Linked DNA regions of Homo sapiens: region 2 is linked to region 1. A link is a contact called in ENCODE Hi-C or POLR2A ChIA-PET data. All regions are on one chromosome and are shown on one strand. The core of a region is the stretch at or near the end of the contact, and the rest is flanking DNA. Distances in the headings are between cores, read along the strand shown. Region 1 overlaps RYK (receptor like tyrosine kinase). Region 2 has its middle 18 kb from the start of AMOTL2.

What was found. Hi-C counts contacts between places; a loop is a spot of excess contacts on that map. ChIA-PET counts read pairs that join two places held with the same protein, here RNA polymerase II (POLR2A). Pooled maps may share reads with other maps.
Region 2: a loop to region 1 is called in a pooled map, with 3 times the contacts of the local background. The contact joins two enhancer-like sites. A Hi-C loop is called at or near these places in 5 of 168 maps with a recorded cell type or tissue (MCF 10A, Right ventricle myocardium superior, adrenal gland and 2 more), 1 of 37 single-sample maps with no recorded cell type and 6 of 50 pooled maps. POLR2A ChIA-PET finds 5 or more read pairs at or near these places in 1 of 52 experiments (Panc1).

Annotation. Positions count from the first base shown.
Region 1 is chr3:134,197,947-134,205,149 of GRCh38, forward strand. RYK (receptor like tyrosine kinase) reads right to left here. Exons shown (of 15, transcript NM_002958.4): 6 at 4,784-4,928. Among named protein-coding and RNA genes, the nearest start is that of RYK, 49 kb to the right of the region's middle. Within about 2 kb of position 3,430, at least 4 of the 41 ENCODE cell types and tissues checked have a DNase peak (open chromatin) inside an H3K27ac peak, as active enhancers do.
Region 2 is chr3:134,388,631-134,395,457 of GRCh38, forward strand. No RefSeq gene overlaps it. Among named protein-coding and RNA genes, the nearest start is that of AMOTL2, 18 kb to the left of the region's middle. Within about 2 kb of position 3,886, at least 5 of the 41 ENCODE cell types and tissues checked have a DNase peak (open chromatin) inside an H3K27ac peak, as active enhancers do.

The DNA of each region.
Region 1 (7,203 bases), core at 2,180-4,679:
TCAACAGATATTAAGTGGGTCCCTAAAATAAGCAAAGCACTATGCTAAGTGGTCAGAACGAAATTTTTTTTTGAATCCAAGACTTACTGTTATGATAGAAGCAAGAAGCAATTAGGGACCTACCCCTGACATCCATTAAAGTCAACACCTACATAGCTATATCACAAGAGGTGGAAAATGAGATTAAAATGTATATTTGCTAGCACTTAATAGTTTATAGCCAGTCTAAATAAATTATCAATCTAAATAGATTATCTCATTTGATTTTCAAAAGCAAGTAAAATTATGTATGGAGATACTAACCCTGTCTTAGAATGAAGTCAGAACTTTGGGAAAGATCATAATTTTCCTTCAAAACACTGACAACAATTTGTACTTTTCTATTTTTCTCTGTAACTCCACTTCATCCATTCATTCCACAAATATTTATTAAGTATCTACTACATGTCAGGTACTGTACTGGGTGCTAGAGATACAGCAATGAATGCAACAGACAAAGACTGTGACCCCTACATTCCAGTAAGGATTTTTTTTGTTTAATATCTGTCTCATCCAACCAGACTATAAACTCCACAAAGGCAGGACAAGTGCCTGTTTATTCACCTCTCCTTCCCCAGCACTTATGCCAGTACCTGGCACAATAAGCCGCAAGTGGGCCAGAGTGAGCCCCAGTGACAGCTCAACTAACACTGAGTCAATCAATGAACAGAGAAAACCACGCTTCCCTGGGACAGAAAACATAAACCAGACAGAATGGTCATTTCTGGCACAAACTATTGTGAAAAAAGCAAAGAATGATTGGTAAAACAAAATGGTTTTTTTCCTCCCTCTATTCATTGGTTATTCAACCAAATAGTTACTGAGTATTTTACTATGTGTCAGACAGTTAGGCATTAAATATAAAATCAAAGATTTTAAAGGGAAACTCTGTCACCAGTAATGGCATGGGGGCGGTGGTGGGGATAATGGAAACTGGAAGAGAAAAATTAAGATGCTGCCAGATGACAAGTTCAAGCATCCCACAAAGGAGTAATAAACTTTCCCACAGTCACAAACTAACAGGGAAAGACTACAGTAGAGACACGCTGCAGACCAACCCCTCTGCAGGACTTCAGGGTGAATGTAAAGAGAAGCTCTGCCTATCCAGGACAGACTCATCAGGCGTAACAAAGAGACTGAAAAGATCAATTTGCAGTGTTGAGAGAGGGAAAGCCACACACATGAGCTCCAACTGCCCTGGCATGGGCATATCTCAGGCAGTGTTAATTCTCTGCCTCTAATGAGATCTGTTTATAACAAGCAGTGGCTCCTAAGTGCCTGGAATGGAAGAACACTACCATCCCTTTCTAATGAATTCCACGGAGCCATGGGCTCCATCTAACCTCACCAGACTGTGTGAGGATTAACGGAGTTCATGAATGTAAAGCACAGGGAACAGTGCCTGGCACACAGCAAGTGTTTTATACAATGACAATAGTGGATTATTAACACATAGCTATTACAACACTGAGTCCCGCCTGCTCTGCCCTGCTCCTAGAAGAGCAATCCTGAAAAAGTTATTTAATCTCTTCAAGCCTATTTCTAGGTGGCTGTGTTAAGATAATACATATAAAGTACCTGGGGTACAGTACTGGTAAACAGAAAACACTCAATAAATGGTAATCCCAGTGGCCCCTATGCAGAGAGAGAAGCAGCAGATGTCTCTTAAATGCTGTTGGATAACTGGATGTGAGCTTTCTGGTCACCACTGTTAGCTTGCCTGGCAGGTAATAAATAATTGTTAATAGGACAGGAAAGGGCAGAAGAACTTTGTCCATCACTACTAGTGAGAGGTGAAGCTGGCTGGGCTTCTGGGTCGGGTGGGGACTTGGACAACTTTTCTGTCTAGCTAAAGGATTGTAAATGCACCAAACGGCACTCTGTGTCTAGCTAAAGGTTTGTAAACGCACCAATCAGTGGTCTGTGTCTAGCTAATCAGGTAGGGGACTTTGAGAACTTTTCTGTCTAGCTAAAGGTTTGTAAACGCACCAATCAGCACTCTGTAAAAACAGACCAATCAGCACTCTGTAAAACGGACCAATCACCACTCTGTAAAATGGGCCAATCAGCTCTCTGTAAAATGGACCAATCAGCAGGATGTGGGTGGGGCCAAATAAGGGAAAAAAAGCAGGCCACCCAAGCCAGCAGCGGCAACCTGCTTGGGTCCCCTTCCACGCTGTGGAAGCTTTGTTCTTTCGCTCTTCACAATAAATCTTGCTGCTGCTCACTCTTTGGGTCCGCACTACCTTTATGAGCTGTAACACTGCGAAGGTCTGCAGCTTCACTCCTAAAGCCAGTGAGACCACGAACCCACCAGGAGGAACGAACCACTCCGGATGCACCACCTTTAAGAGCTATAACACTCACTGCGAAGGTCTGCGGCTTCACTCCTGAAGTCAGTGAGACCATGAACCCACCAGAAGGGAAGAAACTCCGGACACATCTGAACATCTGAAGGAACAAACTCCAGACACACCATCTTTAAGAACTGTAACACTCACCGCGAGAGTCCGCGGCTTCATTCTTGAAGTCAGCAAGACCAAGAACCCACCAGAAGGAACCAATTCTGGACATACTAGCATATTGCAACTTTATTAAAAACTTCATAAAATGCCATTTACTATACGTAGGGCTCTGTTTTAAGAGCTTACTGTATTTCATTAAAACCTCACAACATACCTACTAGGTGTGTATTTCTGCTTTACAGAGGAGAACTGAGACACACATAGGCTATATAACTTAATCCATGTAGCCCATAAAACTAGTAAACAGAATAGCCAGGCTTCAAACAGAGATGGTCTGGCTCTAGAGTCCGTACTCTTGACCACTAGACTATGCTCTGAAAACGTGATAATATAAGCTGGTTTTACTCAGGTAATGTCTGGAAACTTTTGCCTGAAAACTAAAGAGAACTGGAACACCAATTCATGGATGGTAACTAATTATTTCAGCAGGCAGAGGTAGATGCCCCATGGAATCTGAAAGTTATTGCAAAATTCTGGCCTATGTGGGCTCACAGCCCTAGCACGCATGCAAGCATTCAAGGAAAACGCAACTCTCTGGCTATATCAAGACTGACTTCCAAATGTCATGCTCTTCAGTCACCTCTCTACCTGTATCCTCTCTCAAAGTCCTATCAAAATGTTCCCTCAATCGCTTCCAAATGCCATTTCTTCCCCTGTAAAATCTAAACCTAACTTCACCACCATCATGTACACAAAACATATTCTGAAACAAATCATATACGTACTTCCTTCTCATTCGTATCCCTTTTCTCTTCTTTCTCCACACAGAAATGGAAAATAAAACAGTGGGGACAAAGAGTACTAAGGGGCAGGTATTGAATCCAACCAGCTCCCTTCCCCTTCATATTCTTACGCCACAAATATGCTTCCCAGCTGCATGTTAAGACTAATTAGGACTGGTGACTCAACAATGAGTAAGACACACTGCTCCCTAACTGGAAAAAGCTTACATTCTAAAGGTAAGACAATTACACAAAAAATTATAGAAGAAAAAGTGCAATAACTGCTACGAGAGAGAGAGAGACAGAGACAGAGACAAAGAGAAAGGGGTGTTTGGGAGGCTTAGAAAAGACTTCATGAAAGAGACAGCAATGGAGCTGGAATTTGAAGAACGGACCAAGTTTGGACTGGTGGAAAATGCATGGAGGCTTGTGGGAAGAAGAAAGCATGAACAAAAGTCCTGAAGGGCAAAGTGTGGGGCGAAAGTGAGGAATAAGTGATCATTTGACTGGAGCGCAAGTAAGGATACAGCAATAAGAGGAGAAAAGGTTCAAAGAGTATGGATGATACGTCTCCACATAAAGGAGGGCTTTCAAAGAAGTCACAAAGCTGGGGCATGTCTTCAGGCAGCAACTGGAAATCACAGAGGAGGGAAGTAAGAAGTGTTTGTTATGAAAATAAACCTATCATTCCATCTGTACCTCTCACCCTAACTTGACTATAATGTCCTCCTTGTCATCTCTGACTCACTGAGGCTGGACAAGCACCTTTTGTATTCACACACTTTACTATACATATCACAGTCATCAAATTACATACTTTTATAATTACAGGTTAATGTAAAAGATTAAAATCTTGAAACTATAAAGTATATCATTCTTTCTTTCTGTTCCCAGCACTTAGCATAGTATCTAACCCAGTATATCTCAAACTGGCTGTACATTAGAATCATCCAGGAAGCTTTATGAAAAATACTGATCCCCAAATACTACCACAAACCAACTGCATCAAAATCTCTGGAAGGTGGACCCAAATACCAGTATGTTTTCAAAGCTTCTCCTTGACTCTAATGTGTAACCAGGTTGAGAACCAATGGTTTAAATCAGAGCAGGTGCTCAATACATGTTTACTGGATGGATGGAGGGAGGAAGAGAGAAAGGGAGAATGATGAAGGCAAGATCTAGAAGGAAGAAACAGGGCTATTTTGAAAAGGCAATGGTCTGAGGTAGAGTCATGTCAAAGGGAATAGAAAAAACTACTTGTTCTCCACTTCTTCCTCAACAACTAAAAAACTAATTTCTGACTTCTTAATTTTTAAAAAATAAAAATAAAATCAGAGAAACCAGAGACAGTGATTAGGTCATCTTATTTTTCCTTTGGCTGGGGCTTAATCATCCTCCCTCCTTTCCCTGCACCACTGTGCATCGATGTGTATGGGCTCCCACATATATACAAATAACTGCTTTCATTTTTTTTCTTTCCCAAAATATGTACAATACCTGTCATCCAGTTCAATCCTTTTCATACTATGAAGGTGCAAAACAGCTAATATTATTGCTACGAGAAATATTACTGCACAACAAACCCCTACACTAATATAAAACACACGCGTAGAAGTGGTTGGAGCTGCATGTACAGGATCATCTGAAATAAAAACAAAAAGCACATTTAGCTTTTTAAACAAATATGACTGCTTTGTGACCCAATATACATAAATAAGTATTCTGTTCTTTTCATGTGCCCATTCTTTGTAAGATCAGTTACCAGTAGCATATTGGTGGAAGTTCACATAATTTTTTTGATGTTTTTGTTGTAGTTTAAAAAAAATATTTTAGGCCAGGTGTGATGGCTCACGCCTGTAATCCCAGCACTTCGGGAGGCCAAGGCAGGTGGATCACCTTGAGGTCAGGAGTTTGAGACCACCCTGGCCAATATGGTGAAACCCCGCCTCTACTAAAAGTACGAAAATTAGCTGGGCATGGTGGCAGGCACCTGTAATCCTAGCTACTCAGGAGGCTGAGGCATGAGAATCGCTTGCACCTGGGAGGCAGAGGTTGCAGTGAGCCGAGATCGCTCCACTGTACTCCAGCGTGGGCGACAGACCATCTATGGACTATTCTTACCAAAAGAGTTGGTTCTAAATCTAATCAAGTGCAAAATCTACCTGCCAGTTTACAGAAAAAAAAAATGTTCAATGATTTCAGGAAGATGCAGAATGTGGGAAAGTCTATGGGACAAATGGTATAATTTCTTCAATAAATAAAATTAATAAAAGGGTTGGTGGTTTCTGATTAATACAAAAGTCAACAGACCTTACTAATGGATTGTACCAAAGTAGAAAGAAAAAGAAGAATGAAAAGTTTTGGCTTAAGCAATAACTTGGATAAGGGTACCTTTACAAAGATTAAAAAAAAGAAAGAAAAAAGATTTTAAATAGAATTTTTGGCTAATGAGTATAACAGTCACTCACAAGTGGTATACATAAAACATACCAGTGCATAAAATATACTACAGCAGTGCTGTCCAACAGAACTTTCTGCAGTGACGAAAATGTTCTCTAGAGTACTGTCCAATACAGTAGCCACTGGTCACCTGTGGCTATTAAGCATTCAAATATAAGTACAACTAAAGCTACTGAAATGTAGTTAGTAAAACTGAGGAACTGATGTTTTAATTTTACTTCACTGTAATTAAAGTTAAAAAGCCACATGTGGCTAGCAGTTACCATACTAGACAGTGCAGATCTATATATTCTTCATATTTCTTCAACAACAATGTTTGGGTTAGAGGAATCAGACATCATTTTGTTGCCAGGGACCACTGACTCACAGAAGACTGAGTGACAGAAGGGTCCACAAGTTTATAAAAACATTTATTCTTTTTTGAGAGTACAACAGAAATTGTTTTGCTTTTCTGTTTTTAAAGGCTCTATTCATTAAATAAAATGATACTCAGCTTTATATTATTTTAAAAAGAGAGGCAAGCTGGGTGCCGTGGCTCACACCTGTAATCCCAGCGCTTTGGGAGGCTGAGGTGGGTGATCCCTTGAGGTCAGGAGTTTGAGACCAGCCTGACCAACATAGTGAAACCCCATCTCTACTGAAAAAAAAATACAAAAATTAGCCGTGTATGGTGGTGCGCACCTGTAGTCCCAGCTACTCGAGAGGCTGAGGCAGGAGAATCACTTGAACCCGGGAGGCAGAGGTTGCAGTGAGCCAAAATCACACCACTGCACTCCAGCCTGGGTGACAAAGCAAGACTCCGTCTCAAAAATAATTAACAAATAAATAAATATATAAATAAGAGAGACAAAAAGAAAGCCTCAGCAACAGGGAAAATAACCCAATGACACAGCCACAGCCACACACACACACACACACACACACACACACACACACGCAGAAGCAAACTGAGAAAAAACACACAGCAAGATACAAATGACATAAGCAGGCAGAGTGGAAGATGCAAACAGAAGTAGAACTGGTGTGACTGGAGATTCATGAAAGATTTGATCACGAGTACTCACATCATAACTCTACTGAACAAAACTTGAGGCATTTGGGGTTTATCCTAAGTGAGATGGGGGATCATTGCAAGGTTTCAAGCAAAGCAATTTCACACGGTCACTTAACAAAAAATGACTGCATGATGTGTGAAGAATGCCGTGTAGGGGAGCAAGAGCAGAAGCAGGGAACAAGTTAGAAGGTTACCAGAGTAATTCAGAGAGACAGCACTGGCTTGGACAAGAGTGTCACAGTGAAGATGAGAAGTAAGTGGATTTGGGAACACAGTCAACATACCTTACTAATGGATTGTACCAAAGTAGAAAGAAAAAGAAGAATGAAAAGTTTTGGCTCAAGCAATAACTTGGATAAGGGTAACTTTACAAAGATAAAAATAAGCAGGTTGGGGATGTGAA
Region 2 (6,827 bases), core at 2,636-5,135, 190 kb after region 1:
ATCTACCCTCAACTGAATGTCAACTTGATCAGGAGGGATTTTGCTTTATTCCCTGTGCCAGGCACAGTGCCAGGCATGTAACATTGCCATAAATATTTATTGGATCAATGAATACAAAGAAGAAAGGGAGGCCAGAAGAGAAGAAAGGGAAGAAAGGAAGAAGATGGAGGGAAGAATAACAGATCAGGAAGGGGCAAATGGAGGGAGAGCCGAGAGAGAAAGACTCTGCCACAGTAGTTAAGAGCCAGGGTCATTGCCTCAGACAACCCTGGTGGTATGTCATCTCGAGCGTGTGATCACTCATTTCTCTGTGCCTCAGCCCCTCATTTATGAGATGGATTTTCCCTCACAGGGCTGTTATGAAAATGAAACAACATAACATATGTAAATACTATCCTGGTGCCAGGCACTAAAAAAGCACATGATTAATGGGGAAAGAGAAAGAGAGAGAGAACACAGTCTCTTCCCTGCACACTTACTGGGGAATTCGTTTGCTCTCCCTCCCTTCCCGCCATTCAGGGGATTGGAGCCCTGGGGAGCATCTGAAACCCAGGATCAGCCCTAGTCATATGTCTTCATGTCCTGACACGTGCTGGGGTCCAGTCTCCACCCCGTACTGGTGGCTGTCCTGTTTATAGCCAGCAGACTGGAGTGGCTGAGCAGTCAGACTCCAGCTGGAGTTCCCTGGGAGACCTAATGTCCCCAGCACATTCCAGACCTGCTCCCTTGGGAGGCGGTGCCAAGACAGCATCTTCCTTGCCGCCTGATTTCCATGAGGAACAATGGCTAAGGAAGGAAGGTCCTGGGATGGAGAGTGAGTTGGAGGGGTAGAATGGGATGCGGGAAGGGGAGAGAGCCCTTGGTGTCTGCAACTGCAAAGCCTTTAATGCTGGAGACTTGGCCGGCTCATTTTCCCCCACACTTGCAGCTGCCACCCACCCCTGGGCCCACACAGCCCCTCTCAATGGCATAGTCAGAAGAGGAGGAATGCTCAGCCCAGGGCTCCCAAGAGGAACCAACTCTTCTTAGGGTCCTTTCTTTTTACTTCTGAGCTGAAGGTACTCTCCTCTATTCCTACTATTGCCTGCGTGTTAGGCTGATAAGTGGTCACTTGGAGATGGTGGGATGGGGCTAGGGTGGGGGATTGCAAGGTGCTGAGAACAGCAACTCAGGAAAACTTCTCTCCTCTCTAACTGGTTTTGCCACCTAGAACAAAAAGATGAGCCTCACTCTCAGCTTGTGCAAAATAAGCATTGTAATAGAACTTAGCTCATAGATAAGGTTGTTGTATATCTAATGGTGTCCAGCACATGCTCAATAATTACCTTCTCATGGAGCAGTTCTTTAAATTCTCACCTCTCTCCACTGCAGTGGGACCTCCCATGTGCCAGGTTTCCCTCACTAAGACTCAAGGGCAGTTCTGAGCCAGCGGCACCCTCTGCCAAAGCTGTTCATGAGGATGAGTCATGTTATCTGGGATTCTCTCCTTTTGCTTTGGGGATGAGAAGATTGAAGCTTTCTGTCCCTGTCTTTGTCTATTATTCACTCCCTTGGGTCTTTTATCAACATCATCCTTTAGCACAACCTTCCCTGATCACCTTATTTAAATTATAACATACTCTAGTCCCTGTCCTTTTTTCCACATTTTTTTTTCCTCCACTGACTTACTTCCATTCTACATATTATTTATCTCACTTATTTATTGTTTTATTGTTTGTTTTCCCCACTGTAATGTAAACAGCACAAAGTCAGGTAGTTTTGCCTGTTTTGTTTGTGTCTGTGTCCTTGATGACTAGAACAATGTTTGACACATAGTAAGTGCTCTATAAAAATTTGCTGAAGGAGTGAAATTAACTCTTGGACGTTTTTGTCATGGGATGATCCATATAACTTTTTGATTTGTGGCTGCCTACAGGAAGCCACTTTTCCCCCCTAACTCATTTAAGGTGCTTATAAAGTACCCTAGCAATATCCCTCTGAGTCTGAGAAGTGGGCACTCACAGGATATGCGTGCGGCTGGTCCCAGTCTGCTAAACTCTTCTGTGTTCTGATTGGTCCAGTGGTCTCATCTCTTGCAGTGTGGTCACACTGTGATTACTATCAGTTGTAGGTGGAATGCAACCCAGTGGATTTAAATGGGGTAAAGTTAGTATCAAATAATCAGTGGGTTTTGCAGATGTAATGTCCTAAGCCTTGTATAGTAGGAATCATGTTTGGCCATGAGTATTGGATGCCACACTAAGAGTGGCTTAAACTTAAGTAAGGGATTCATTTTTCTTCCATAATGCATGAAGTCTGCAGGTGGGTACTGGGACTGGTGTGGCAGCTCCACGGCATCTTTAGTGTCCCAGCTCTTTTTGTCTTTCTGTTCCTCCTTTCTTTGCCCACCGCGTCTAGACTTAGCCTGATGGTTGTAAGATAACCACTGCACTTCCAGCTATCAAGTCAGCCTTCAAGCAGTAAGAGGGCTAAGGTTAAGTGGAGCAGACAAAAGGGTGTCCTGAGTTAGTTTCCTTTAAAAAGGATCCAGTCTGACAATCTTTGATTTTAATTGGGACATTTAGCCCATTTATATTTAGTGAATTATTAATATACTAGCGTTCAAATCCGCTATCTTACCGTTTGTCTTTTATTGATTTTACATATTTTGTTTTTCTTCTTTCTTGCTTTCTTGTGGATTAAGTATTTTTATTATTCCAACCCACTTAGATTATTAGTTATAGTTTTCCTATTTTTTTCCATGGTCACTCTAGAGATTACAACATGTAGCCTTGACTTATTAAAGTCTTAGCCTATAATCCCAGCACTTTGAGTGGCCACAGAGGGAGGATTGCTTGAGCCCAGGAGTTTGAGACCACCTTGGGCAATACAGGGAGACCTCGTCTCTACAAAAAATAAAAAAATGATCTGGGTGTGGTGGTGTATGCCTATAGTCCCAGTTACTCAGGAGGCTAATTGGGAGGATTGCCTGAGCTCTGGACGTGGAGGCTGCAGCGAGCCGTGATTGCACCACTTCACTCCAGCCAGGGCAACAGAGAGAGAGCCTGTCTCAACAACAACAAAAAGTCTAATGTAAATTAATACTTTTGGCAATTCCAGGGCAATGTAAAGACTTGAGAACACTGTAACTCACTCCCCTCCCATCTTTTCTGTTCTTGTCATGTATTTTAATTCCATATATATTTTATTTTATTTTATTTTGAGACTGAGTTTTGCTCTCTGTTACCCAGGCTGGAGTGCAGTGGTATGATCTTGGCTTACTGCAACCTCTGCCTCCCAGGTTCAAGTGATTCTTCTGCCTCAGCCTCCCAAGTAGCTGGGATTACAAGTGCGCCACCATGCCTGGCTAATTTTTGTATTTTTAGTGGAGATGCCGTTTCGCTATGTTGGCCAGGCTGGCCTTGAAATCCGGACCTCAAGTGATCTGCCAGCCTTGGCCTCCCAAAGTGCTGGGATAACAGGTGTGAGCCACAGCGCCCAGCCTAGTTCTATATATATTTTAAAGCTCACAAAATATTATTACTGTTTTTTACATATTGTAATGAGTAAATCATTTGGAATTTCTCATCTATTGACCCTTTTTATTGCTTTCTATTCCTTCCTACACCTCCGTGCTTCCATTTGGGGTCATTTTCCTTTTGCTCTGTGAGTGTTTCCTATATCTAGATGGTAACAAAAGCTTCCCATTTTTGTTGGCTGGGAAAGGTCTTTATTGCAAACTTCTCTGCTGTTTGCAAAGAGGCAGAGTACCCTGGGTTCCAAGGTAGGACACTGTGAAGAGCTGGAGGACTTGAGCTGGATGGAAAGTTCACATCCCTTTTTTCTTGGGTGTGAGAGGCATCAAGTCAAGCCAGTGTTTGGCAGAAGTCACAGGCAGCTATTTGATTCTGACTTAGGCCAAAGAGTCAAATCTGGCTCTGGTCCAATTTCTGAAGGGGAGCTGCTCTTGGCTGTTCCTCTCACAAATCAGATTTTCCCCTAGGCAGCTGTGGTGTCAGAATCTCAATGTCCAGCCTCACTCTGAGCACAGTGGTGTGGAGAAGGAGGATCAGTGGGCCAACCCAAACTCTCCCTTCTCACTTACACAATAGAATAACTTTCTTAGGTCTACGTTTTTCAAAGGGCAACTCATTTGGAAACTGCTCTCTCCTTGAATTCCTCAGATAAGCCTCAGGCCTGTGTGGATAGAAGTGAGTGGTCATCAGTGTCCCTGGCTCTGACCATCCCTGGGCAGCCAGAGTGGTCCTGGCTGGATTTCTTAGACCCCTGTTGGGGTCTGGCCCAATGTGAATGGGTGGACCCAAGGATCCCAGAGTGAGCTGGGCCATGCAAGTCTTCTCCAGCTGGTATTCCTGTAGCTTGTGGCCCCAGCTCCCCGATCCCTACATGCTCTACTCCAACTCAAGCAGGAAAACCGCACCAAGGTAAATGGTAGGACAAGAAGGCATTAGACTGCTTCTTTCACCACCTCAAAATCACAGAGGTCCCACCTGCCAAGGTGTGTAACTGCCTATATTGAGGATGTAGGAAAGAAAGAAAACGGAAACACAGCTTATCTCTGTCTGACTTCTGACTCTTTCTGTGGGCAGGAGGGAAGTTAAAATGCATTTTTGGTGAGCTGCTAGTGCTTAGTTATTTTTTTTCTACAGGCTAAACAGAGGAGCCAAGAGAGTTTCCTTCTCTGAATTTTGTTTTGCTAAGTAAAACAAAAACTCATTCTAGACTGTTTCTTCTGTCTGTAACATTCGTTCCCTAGATAGCTCATGGCTCACTCCTTCACTTGCAGGTCTCTGCTCAATGCTACCTTCTCAGAGAGGTCTTTCCTCTTCACCCTATTTAAAGCTACAACCACTATCACCCCCACCTCACCACTCACCCTTAAACCCTGGCAATTCCCCAATTCCCTTCACTGCTTTATTTTTCTCTGTCACTGTCTTACTCTATTTGTGCTGCTATGTCAGAATATCTTAGACTAGGTAATTTATAAAGAACAGAAATTTACTACTCACAGTTCTGGCGTCTGGGATGTCCAAGATCAAGGCTCTGGCTTCTGGTGTGGGCCTTCTTACTATGTCTTCATATGGTGGAAGGTAGAAGGGCAAGAGAGAGTGAATCCACATCTGCGAGCCTTTTTTTTTTTTTTTTTTTTTGAGACGAAGTCTCACTCTGTCACCCAGGCTGGAGTACAATGGCGTGATCTCGGCTCACTGCAACCTCCGCCTCCCAGGTTCAAGCAATTCTCCGGCCTCAGCCTCCCTAGTAGCTGGGACTACAGGCACGTGCCACCACGCCCAGCTAATTTTTTGTATTTTTAGTAGAGATGGGGTTTCACCATCTTAGCCAGGATGGTCTCTATCTCCTGACTTCGTGATCTGCCAGCCTCAGCCTCCCGAAGTGCTGGGATTACAGGCATGAGCCACTGCTCCCAGCCTACAAGCAATAATTCACTCATAGGGTGGAGCCCTCATGATCTACACACCTCCCATTAAACCCCACCTCCCTGTACTGTTGTATTGGAGACTAAGTTTCCAATACATGAATTCTGGGGGACACTAAAGTGGTCGACATGCTTTATTTATCATCTGCCTTCCCTCATTAGATGTCGGCTATGTCAGCACAAAGATGCTGTATGTTTTGTCCTCTGCTCTGTCCCCAGAGCCAAGAATAGTGCCTGGCACATAGTTGGCATATGAGTTATTTATTGCTTCATAACAAATTACCCCAAACCTTAGTGGCTTAAAACAACAAAGTTTACTAACTTACAGTTACCATGGATCTGAAATATGGATGCCACTTAGCTAGGTCCTGTGGCTCAGCATCTCTCACAAGTTACCAGCAAAGCACTGGCTGCAGCCACAGTCTCATCTGGAGACTCAAATGTGGGAGTATCTGCTTCCAAGCTCACATGGTTGTTGACAGGATTCAGTTTCTTGCAGGCTGTTGGACCGAGTGCCTCAGGACCTCACTGAATGGCCAGAAGCCACCCTCTGTTTCTTTTCTTCTTTTTTCTTTTTTCTTTTTTTTTTTTTTTTGAGATGGATTCTTGCTCTGTCACCCAGGCTGGAGTACAGTGTGATCTTGGCTCACTGCAACCTCCGTCTCCCAGGTTCAAGTGATTCTCGTGCCTCAGCCTCTCGAGTAGCTGGGATTACAGGCACTCACCACCATTCCCAGCTAATTTTTTTGTGTTTTTTTTGTTTGTCTTTTTTTGTTTTGTAGAGACAGGGTTTTATCATGTTGGCCAGGCTGGTTTTGGACTCCTGACCTCAAGTGATCAACCCACCACAGCCTCCCAAAGTGCTGGGATTATAGGTATGAGCCATCATGCCCAGCCCACCCTCAGTTTCTTGACACATGGGCTTCTCCACAGGGCAACTCACAACATGGCAGCTGCCTTCATCAGAAAGAAGAAACACTGGGATAGATGCAGAGGAAGAATAGAAACAGTCAGGGGTTACTGCTGTTGAGCAGTGGGTTCTTTTGTACACTGGAAAGCCAGGGGACTTGGGCATCAAAGAGCTTGCCTTTTCCACTTGTCACATGCTTCATTTTCAAGATTGGTTAACTTCCACTCTGACTCCATTCTCCTCTTTTGCCCACAAATGCATGCGTGCCCATGACATACAAATGGGAGGACAATTCATTCCTCAGAGAGGTGAAGAAACTGGCAAGCTTACATACTGGTCTCAGAGGTTTGTGAATTGCTTTCAGAGGAAAGGCTGGGGAAATTTTTTTAATTTTGGGAAAAGCACATTTTTTCCCACTTGCACAACTCAAATAAGGCTGAACACTCCCATGCTGGAATTTTCCAAACCTTTTTCATTTCT